2 separate regions of the Homo sapiens genome follow, and region 2 is linked to region 1. A link is a loop called in an ENCODE intact Hi-C map of the cell type or tissue named here. Cell type or tissue: PC-3. All regions are shown on one strand. Each heading gives the region's core, and the rest is flanking DNA. Links, peaks and the distances in the headings are about the cores only. Region 1 has its middle 11 kb from the start of NDP-AS1. Region 2 overlaps MAOB (monoamine oxidase B).

The links. A loop is a pair of places that touch in the nucleus more often than their neighbours do. Peaks named below come from ENCODE experiments on the same cell type or tissue, not always from the same donor. Only the 100,000 strongest peaks of a DNase experiment are listed, where the experiment ranks them.
Region 2: it touches region 1 in a loop (19-fold over the local background); 63 of 110 quality-filtered maps call a loop at or near these places.

What each region holds. Positions count from the first base shown.
Region 1 is chrX:43,936,286-43,941,676 of GRCh38, reverse strand. No RefSeq gene overlaps it. Among named protein-coding and RNA genes, the nearest start is that of NDP-AS1, 11 kb to the left of the region's middle. In PC-3, for the core only: a CTCF peak has its summit at 2,278; a DNase peak (open chromatin) is centred at 686; H3K27ac peaks cover 789 bases.
Region 2 is chrX:43,839,294-43,844,684 of GRCh38, reverse strand. MAOB (monoamine oxidase B) reads left to right here. Exons shown (of 15, transcript NM_000898.5): 2 at 921-1,015. Among named protein-coding and RNA genes, the nearest start is that of MAOB, 40 kb to the left of the region's middle. In PC-3, for the core only: no CTCF peak of the experiment used is centred there; no DNase peak of the experiment used is centred there; H3K27ac peaks cover 1,014 bases.

The DNA of each region.
Region 1 (5,391 bases), core at 95-5,094:
TTCCCGTTTTATTTTCACCAGTAAGAAATCTTATATCTTACTTTTTGGGTTTCTCTGTTTTGCCTTTTCTTCTTTTCAAGGGTTGTGCCTGGGTGATGTTTTATATATGTGATTAAAAATGGGAGTAGTCTAGTAATCTCATTAAAATACTGGTTTGACCAATATCAGAACATAGTTAGCTCTATTATTTTACATACAGTAGCATTGCTGATAATGCATCATTCATCTTGAGAATTTAAAATATTAAATTCCATATTTTATGGAAATGTGTCTCATTTTTCCTTTTCATTTCCTCCTAGCTCACTCTTCCTCCCTCTTCCCTTCTAACAAAGGCTCCAAGCAGCAGATGGATGGGAAGGGATTGGGGGTTGTTCAGTGGTGGGTGGGTCAGCTTTCCCTTTGCTTTTGTGCATTGAAGCCCTGGATATATGCCAGGGGTATTTGACTAAAAAAGAAAGAGAGATACAAGCATTTAGTCAGAGTGCTCATCCATAATTAAGTTGCTTAGTTGCAGGGCCATCAAAGGAAAACTTCAAATACCCTGATAGCAAAAGCCACCTGTGCTGAAAGCAGAGAAGCAGGATCATGCAGGGGAAATGCAGAGCCATGGCAGATACTCAGAAACAGTGGGCAGAGAGGACATTTTGAAAGACAAAGGCAAGGCCCCAGGCTGTGAGTCAGAGGAAACTGGCAAGAGTTTGTTGAATCTAGACTCGCAATCTATTGCTGGGGCCTGTTTTCATAAGCGAGAGCCTTCAGCCTTTCTTTGTGCAGTGTGTTGCCTTAAACAGGAGTGTCTGCTTTTAAGATAAGAAGTCAATGACATCCCTCATAGAATCTTTACTTTGTATCAAGGATGGTGCTAGACAGGATAGATACACTAATTTAATCTTCTCAACAATTTTTTAAAGATTTATTTATTTATGTGTAGACAGTCTCACTCTGTTTCCCATGCTGGAATGCAACGTTGCAATCATAGCTCACTGCGGCCTCAAACTCCTGGGCTCAAGAGGTCCTCCTTCCCCAACCACCCAAGTAGCTGGGACTACAGGCCTACACCACCATGCCCAGCTATTTTTTAAATTTTGTAGAGACAAAGTCTCGCTATGTTGCCCGGCCTGGTCTTGAACTCCTGGCCTCAAGTGATCCTCCTGCCTCAACCTCCCAAAGTGCTAGGATTACAGGCCTGAATCACCGCTGAGCCTAAAATCTTTTTAGTTAACCACATCTTACAGACAAGGAAACCAAAGCCTAGAGAAGTTGTATGATTTTCCCCAAGTCTCACAGCCAGTAAAGGACAGGGGTAAACTTCGACCACAGATCTCTGTGTCTACTAAGCTTAAGATTCCTTGTTGTTTCATCCACCCTCCCTCCTCACACCTACCTGGGTTTGACCCTTATACAAGGCACTTTCCCATTGGATGACTACATCAAAGTACCTGGTCAGGATCAAAGGTAAATTTCTTCTAAAAACCACATGCCACCCAAGTCTTTTATAAAACCAGCGTGTATTTCTAAAACGTCTTTGGGAGCACATGAGCTTCCAGGGACTCTGGGGACTCCAACGAAACACCGGGGCCCCTATAAAATTAAAACTTCCCGAGGAAATTTTAAGTCAGACTTCTCTTGGCCTTGAGTCCAAATAATTTCAGTGAAAGTTGGCTGAGCTTAAGAATTGTATAACAAAGACTTGCCTGGGTCATTTTATTTTGCTCCCCGCAATGATATGAAAGAGAGGTAAGGGACCGGGCCATCTATATAATCTTCCCAAAACCCAGGGCCACACTGATGGCAGAATTGGTGGGGCCCCTAGAGATAATGGCCTTGCTTTAGAAATGAAAGGCTCAAAGAGGTTAAAGTCACAAACCTAGGACACAGTAATGCAGGACTGGAGCCTCAATCGCTCAGGCCCAAGCTAATGGTTATTATTGGATGTCTGCCCCATTCTTCTTCCCAACCCTGCCCCCCTGACTCCTGCACTCATGGCCAAGTTTAGATAAGGCTCAATTTCAGAGTGAATTTAGGCCAACACAGCTTCTGATACACATGGACTACGCTTTTACCTCTTTCAAACAGGCAAGCGCTACAGACAACATGCACTTCTCCAGGAATACAACCTAAGTCACAGACACATAGTATACAGTAGGGGCCTACTGTGTCATTCCAGGTAGGCAAAAGTTTTCAGAGTATCAGTCTCCCAAATAATTATATCATCAGAGCAAAAAGCATTTTGAGCAACATGCACATTGACAGTCAAGACATTTGGTATGAAGCCTTTAGATGGTGCTAATGGTCTACTATAACACAAAATCTGCAAGTACTCTTTTAAACTTGAAATCAAAGAGGTGGATGAGACCTCAAGAGTCTAGCTATATTTCAAACATCCTGTGCCCAGTCAGGGAAACCCATTCACAGATTTGGAGGCATCTTGACAAGAATAAATTTCTGGGGCATTGGTTGCCACAGCAAAGTTTTGGTGATGCTAAATGTACCAAGTTATTCTGGGCAGGTCTCATGCAATCCATGCCATCAGTCAATACTTTAAACACGAATATACATCCTCTGGATTCAGATTTATCTTGTGTCTTTGTGTATTGACTGGAGCTTGTGGCAATCTTGGTTCATAATGTCTGATTATGTTGCTGGATTGTGCGTTGGAGCCATTCATTTTGTGGAACAATTTTCTTCAGGAAAGCCTCATTCATTCAATTAAGAAAGAACTGGTAAAATTCTAGCATCATTCATTTTTTTCTTGCTCTGAAAAGAGGGATGGGGAAGAGCACATCACACTATAGCAACATTTCTACAACAGGCTTTTATGTCTTCTTTCTTTTTCTTTTCCACACGTTGTGAGTTCCTGAGACTCCATCAGTCTCAGAGTCCTGCCAAAAGAGACAATGCTTTGCTATCCAATTTTTCTTATGCATTGAGAAGCCCTGGACATTGATGACGTTTTCTCTGCAGGAAGGAAAATAACTTCTTGTCCATTCACATGGATGGCTCTGCACATGTGGGAGCTGACATAGGTTTCCAAAGTCAGATGTCACACCTAATATAGATACATGGTGCTTATGGGAATGTGTGCTTGCATGTATATGTATCTCCACTCTGATTAGAAGAACGACTCAGGAGCAAGAAGGGGGCAAAAGTCAGGATGGAGGTGAAGTTCCCATCCAGAACACTGAACAAGAAAAAGGTTTGGGAGGATCATGGTGCCATTATTATAATGTCTGGATTTCTATTATAGTGGAAAAAAATATTTTTTCCAGAAAGTTCATGTCGGGGTGGAATTAGATTCAAAGGGATGGAAATCTTGAGGAGATAGATTTCAATTCAATTCCAATGGAATTTTTCAGTTTTTAAAAATTAAAAAAAATCTGACTTACAGAAGAGTTGCAAAAATGTAAAAGGACACCCATATGCTGTTCACCTAGGTTCCTCAATTGTTAATATTTTGCAGTATTTTCTTCCTTTGTCTCTCTCTCTCTCTATATATATATATAATTACTATTTGACAGTAAGCAGCATTATAATATCCCCTTGTTTTATATATGTGTGTTACTATTTGACAGTAAACAGCATTATTTATATATAAATATATGTATATGCAAGCACATATTCCCACTATATATATAATACATGTATGTTATATATATGTTACTATTTGACAGTAAACAGCATTATAATATCCCTTTATTCCTCGATATTTCATCTTGCATTTCCTAAGAACAAGGACATTCTCTTACATAACCAGGGTAAAATGATACTAAAATTTCAGCAATTGTCTCATTGATGAACTTGTAACAATATTTTTCCCTCTGATCCAGGATCCACTAGGATACATTACTGGTGATGTTAATAAATATGAACTGTTTAAGATTTAGGATTTTCAAAACTGAAAGAGGCTATATCACAAATCAAATTTTAAGTATCAGCACAGCAAATATATCATATAGGAGACACCAGCTTGACGTGTGTGGCAGAGTAAATGACCTTTTTGAATAAATAACCAAAACCTTTATGGTTAGGACTTTTTGTGTCCTGTGTAGGAAATTTTGTCTGATCCAAAGTTATGAAGATGTCCTCCTATGTCTTCTTCTGGAATCTTATAGCTCCAGGCTTTATATTCAGGTTTATGATCTATTCTGAATAAATTTTTGTCAATGGTGTAGAGGTCGAAGTTCTTTTTTTAAATTTTATCCAATTGCTCTGGTTCCATTTGTTTAAAACATTACAGTCCTGCTAATCTTCAGAAATCTTGCATAGATGAAGAAATTTGGCCAAAGAGTTGCACCCTGATACAGAGCTGGGTGGAGAGGGCACTGCGTTGAGAGGTGTGGTCATATGAGGTGGAGAGGGATTGTATTCTTTTGGCTTGAATGTCAGTCATTGGAAATTAGTCCTGGGGGTCTGCGATGTGACTTGTGGTCTTCCTCCTGAATTTCAGAAAATCACAAGAGACTTGCTTGCTGTTTCAGAAAACTCCCATCAATGACCTGGTTGAACGGTAAATTACCACTCAGGTGAGGTTGTTCCTGCCCTAAAAGCTGCAACCGAGAGTCTAGCAGTGCCCAAAGGCAGTAAGTATATGGATCAGAATTTCAGTGTGGATTCAACCTGAAAACTATAGGATGCTGTGAGAGTTTTTTTTCAGGGAAAGGGGACGAATTTAGTTGGAACATGGGGTTTCCAAAGAAGAGACATTCAGGCTGAGACTTGAAGGACGAGCAAAAGAGAGCCAGGTGAAGAAGAGGGTTTGGATGGTGCCAAACACATAAGGGAGGTGGAGGAGCTGGCATCCAGCTGGCAGCCACACAGACTGGGAAGTGAGAAGCTGGGCAGGGGATGGAGGAGCATAAATATGACATGGGAAAGCAGGCAGGGTCTGACTTGCCTTGCCAAGGACTCCCTATTTAATAAATAGTGCTCGGATAACTGGCTAGACTTATGTGGAAGATTGAAACTAAACCCCTTCCTTACACCATATACAAAAATCACTCTGGGAGGCCGAGGCAAGTGGATCACCTGAGGTCAGGAGTTGGAGACCAGCCTGGCCAACATGGTGAAACCCTGTCTCTACTAAAATTACAAAATTTAGCCAGTTGTGGTGGCACATGCCTGTGGCAGTAGAATCGCTCAAACTTGGGAAGAGGAGGTGACAGAGCGAGACTCTCTCTGTTTTTTGTTTTTTGAGACAGACTCTCACTCTGTCACCCAGGCTGAAGTGCAGTGGTGGGATCTCAGCTCACTGCAACCTCCTCCTCCTCCTCCCAAGTTCGAGCAATTCTACTGCCTCAGCCTCCTGAGTAGCTGGGACCACAGGGGTGCCCCACCACAACTGGCTAAATTTTGTATTTTTAGTAGAGACAGGGTTTCACCAGGCATAAGTCT
Region 2 (5,391 bases), core at 264-5,263, 97 kb after region 1:
GAGAGAGTCCCCTCTTCTTTCACCTGTTTGCCCCTGCAGGGCCCCAGCCGATTGGATTGGATGGTGCCCACTACATTGAGAGCCGGTTTTCCTCTCCCAGTCTGCCAACTCCCATGCCAGTTTCTTCTGGAAACACCCTCACAGGGACACCCAGAAACAATGCTTCACCTGCCATCTAGGTATCCCACCATCCAGTCAAGTTGACACCTAAAATTAACCATCACAATGGGTAAAGTTTATTGCATGTACATTTACCTCAGTAAAGCTGTGGGTTTTTTTAAGAGCTAAATTCATGGTGGTGAGAATGTAATAGGCATTCACTAAGTATTTTTGACTAAATTAATAATTAAATTAGTCATGAATGGAATTATTTCATTCTTCAGTGATGGGTCATATCAGGAAATCCAGATGCATAAGGGGTCGAATTTTACCTCCTTGATTTTGAAACTTTACGTCAACTTCTAAAAGTCCAACTTTAATAGTAAATCCCAGTTCCTGGCACACACTTTGAAGGCCCACTGTCCCTCAGTTTACCAGTTTTTCATATTTACCCTGAGAATGAAGTCAGTGACTGGACTTAGTCCTGTGTCTGCAACTCATATATTTCTCTTGAGCATGGCCTTGTGTTCTCATTTATGTTATCAGACATGCAATTTAGTCATTAAAATAGACATTTTGATATAGTGGCAGAGGATGTGTTTAAGATTTGAGAAATTTACTAAAAAATGAAATCCCTTTTGTCGTTTCCAGAAACATCAGACTCTGGGCCTCTATTGACAAACCGTATCCACTTGTAAGTTGAATGTAACAATAGGCGGTGCACGTGAGCCAGCATGGACTTTTCTCATTGGCTGTTAGCATGAGGAGCTTGTCTGGCATCCTTGTATTTGATCCTGATGTCTTACTGTCTTTTCTCCCAGGTATGGCAGCAGCCAAACTTCTGCATGACTCTGGACTGAATGTGGTTGTTCTGGAAGCCCGGGACCGTGTGGGAGGCAGGACTTACACTCTTAGGGTAAGGCATTAAGAATCCGGAGGACAAATGTGGGACTGAAGCTGAGTTTGGGGTTTCATTTTTGTCTTTTTCCCCAAAAGTCTTCAATTTCATTTGACTCTAAGAGGGTGAAAATAACTCTGAAACATTCTTCACAGCCTCTCTCCCAGTTTGCCTTCCTTTCAATTCTTCTGTTCCTTTTTGTCTTTTCATCTCATGATATTTGGCCTCATAGAGTTAGGATTGAGTAAGAGGGAAATGGACAGATATGTGTGTGCCTCTGTGTGTGTGTGTGTGTGTGTGTGTGTGTGTGTGTGTGTGTGTGTGTGTGTGAGACAGAGAGAGAAATAGGAAGAAAAATAACATAATTATATGTACTTTCCACTCCTAACTTCGATGCTTCCTTCACACCAACACAATCATTCTAATCATACAAACTAAACTTTTTTGGAGAGACTTTCTCCCATTTTTAAATTTATTTTTTAAATTTTATTTTAACAAATCATAATTGTATTACATTTATGGAGTATAATGTGATGTTTTCACCATATGTATACAATGTGGAGTGATTAAATCAAGCTAAATTAACATATTCAGCACCTCACTTTCTTGACATTTTTTGTGGTGATACATTTGAAATTTACTCTGTTATTTTGAAATGCACAATACATTATTATTACTACAGTTACTGTGCAATGGATTTCAAAACTTATTCTTCCTGTCTAGCTAAAATTTTGTACCCTTCCTGTCTAGCTAAAATTTTGTACTCCTCATTCCCTCAGTTCTCACCCCCCAGCCCCTGATAATATTCATTTTGCTCTCTACTTCTATGAATTCAACGTGTTTTAGATTCCACTTATAAGTCTTTCTGTGCCTGGCTTATTTCACTTAGCATAATGTCCTCCAAATTCATCTATGTTGTCCCAAATGACATTTCTTTATTTTTAAAGGCTGAATAGTATTTCATTGTGTGTATATACCAAGTCTTCCTCATCCATTTATCCACTGATGGACACTTAGGGTGATTTCATATCATGGCTACTGTAGATAATGCTGCAATGAACATGGGTGTGCAGATATCTCTTTGACATATTGACTTCAATTCTTTTGGATATATTCCCAAAAATGGGATTGCTGAATTATGCGGTAGTTCTATTTTTAGTTTTCCATTTTTAGTTTTCTGAGGAACCTCCATACTGTTTTCTGTAATAGCTGTACTGATTTACATTCCCACCAATAGTGTACAAGGGTTCCCTTTTCTCTTCATCCTTGACAACACTGATTATTTTTCCTCTTTTTGATAAAAGCCATTTTAACAGGTGTGAGGTGATATCTCATTTTGGTTTTAATTTGGATTTCCCTAATGATTAGTGGTGCTGAACTTTTTCCATGAACCTGTTGGCCATTTGCATGTCTTCTTTTGAGAAGTGTCTGTTCAGTTCCTTTGCCCATTCTTTAAAAATCTGGTTATTTGTCTCTTGCTATTGAGTTGTTTGAGTTTCTTATATAATTTGGATATTAACCTCTTATCAGATGTACGGCTTGCAAATATGTAAAGAAAACTATCATTTTATTAATTGTTCTTTTGCTGTGCAGGAGCTTTGTAGTTTGATGCAATTCCATTTGTCTGTTTTTGCTTTTTTTCCTGATCTTTCAGGGCCATATCCAAAAAATCATTTCCCTGACTAGTGTCATGGAGCTTTCCCCTTGTTTTCTTCAAGTAATTTTGCCGTTTCAGGTCTCGTGTTTAAGTCTTTAATCTATTTAGAGTTGATTATTTGTATATGGTGTTTGCATATGGTATAAGATAAGGGACTACTTTTATTCTTCTGCATGTGGATAGTCCGTTTTTCCTGCACCATTTATTGAATAGACTGTCCTTTCCCCATTGTGTGTTCTTGGAATCTTCATCAAAACTCAATTGATTGTAAATGTGTGGGTTTATTTTTGAGCTTTCTATCCTGTTCTATTGGTTGGTGAGTCTGTTTTTATGTCAGTACCATACTGTTTTGATTAAAATTGCTTCATAATATATTTTGAAGTTGGGTAGTATAACGCCTTCACCTTTGTTCTTTTTGTACAAGATTGTTTTGGCTAGTTGTAGTCTTCTGTAGTTCCATATGAATTTAAGGATTGTTTTTTCTGTTTCTGTGAAAAATAACATTGGCATTTTGATGGGGATTGCACTGAATCTATGGATCACTTTGGGTAGTATGGACATTTTACATTATTAATTCTCCCAATCCATGAACATGGATGTGTTTTTATTTATTCACATAAACTAAACTTTTACCTGCCTAATTTTCCTTCTTGTTTTTGCTTCAGCTTTTATTTTTTTAAAAGAATTATTTACCAATTTATAAATACCCTTATTTTAATTGCTGGTTAATTGTTTCAATTCTGACACTGTTGCCTAAAATTAATGATTTTCTATTTAAACACAGAGTCAAGCAAAGCAAGTTTCTCTGCAAGGAAATGCCCTACTTCCATACATTCAAGATCTGAATAATAGATATAGAAGCTACAGAGTATTTTCATTTCCAGAGAGATAAGACATATAAAATTCTGACTCACAGCTCTTCTTTTGGAAGGATTCATCAATGATATATATCTGACATTTTGTACTCATTCTTTTTTTTAAATTATACTTTAAGTTCTGGGATACATGTGCAGGGGTGGGATCTGCTGAGCTAGATCACTTGGCTCCCTGGCTTCAGCCCCCTTTCCAGGGGAGTGAACGGTTCTGTCCCACTGGTGTTCCAGGCACCACTTGGATATGAAAAAAAAAAAAAAAAAACTCCTGCAGCTAGCTCGGTGTCTGCCCAAATGGCCGCCCAGTTTTGTGCTTGAAACCCAGGGCCCTGGTGGCATAGGACCGAGGGAATCTCCTGGTCTGCGGGTTGTGAAGACCATGAGAAAAGCAAAGTATCTGGGCCAGAATGCACTGTTCCTCATGGCACAGTCCCTCACAGCTTCCCTTGGCTAGGGAAGGGAGTTCCCTAACCCCTTGCACTTCCCAGGTAAGGCGACACCCCACCCTGCTTAGGCTCATCCTCTATGGGCTGCACTCACAGTCTAACCAGTCCCAGTGAGATGAACTGGGTACCTCAGTTGGAAACGCAGAAATCACCTGCCTTCTGTGTTGATCTCACTGGGAACTGCAGACTGGAGCTGTTCCTATTCGACCATCTTGCCAGCCCTCTGTACTCATTCTTTACTTTGAGTCATCTCCTTTATAATTGAATTTGTCCTCAGCAAATATCTACTGAGTACCTACTATGAATCAGGCACAGTAATCCCCCCAAAATGGCCTTGCTCCACAGACTTTACAGTCTCTCAGGGGGACAATGACTGTTGTAATTGCCTAATTATAGCTTATCAAGGAAAATGCTACAGTGAGGGTGGGTGACAGCTTGGAGTGGTGCCATAGGAGGCATAAGAGGGTACCTTACCAGTCTTGAGAGCCAGAGACTCAGAGAAGCCTGAAAGCCTTATCTGTTATTGACTGTGACATACACCGCCTGACCTAGTTATTTGTGATTTCACACAAGCCTTCAAACTTGATCTAACCCTTGTTGTCTACTGGCCATTGTTTTTGCCATTATGTGTTCCTCAAATATCTCTTTTTACCTTTGTCGTATGGCAAAATCTTCACATACTTCCAGGATCTCATCCCTTCCTACTCCAATCAAAAGCTACTTGCCTTTCTTCTGTGTTAATACCACTTACCTGTTCCACACAAGGACAATTATTATATGTTGCTTTACAAGGTTTTGCCTGTGTACATCTTATCTCTCCCAGTTCTTGAAATCTTCATATTCCTTGAAAAATACAGCATATAAGAGTGCCTTTTACGTAAAGAAGCTGGTTTAGTACAATTAGGTGCTGAATTTTTAAAAACATCCTTCTTTCATTTATTTGAGAAAATTTATTGGACAACTGCTATAGGAGTTTGGAATACTTTAGTGAGTAAAACAAAGATGCCTTGTGAAAATTGCATTTTTGAAGGGTAAGTGAGTGGAAAGCTAGACAAAAAATACGCAAATAAACAAAAACAGAAGAGAAGGACCATTTCTAGTGTTTCTAACTGGTAGGAACCTGGTTTTTCTTAGACATACTCAGAAATAGGAAACTTTTCTACTAATTTTTTGTTCAAAGTTCGCCCCTCAGTCATTGGAAATGAAACCAATTCAAAACTACGTAAATATACTATTAAACATAAAAGCAATTTCAAAGTCCAAATTATGACCAAATATTCCCTAGTGCTATTTTCAAATGTCTGGATTAACAAATCACATAAGAAGTGATCGTTTTCTTTCTTGCTTTTTCTCTAGCATTAGGCTCCTCAACATTCACCTGAAGTACTGAGTAAAGAGATTCGTCAATAATTCACAGCT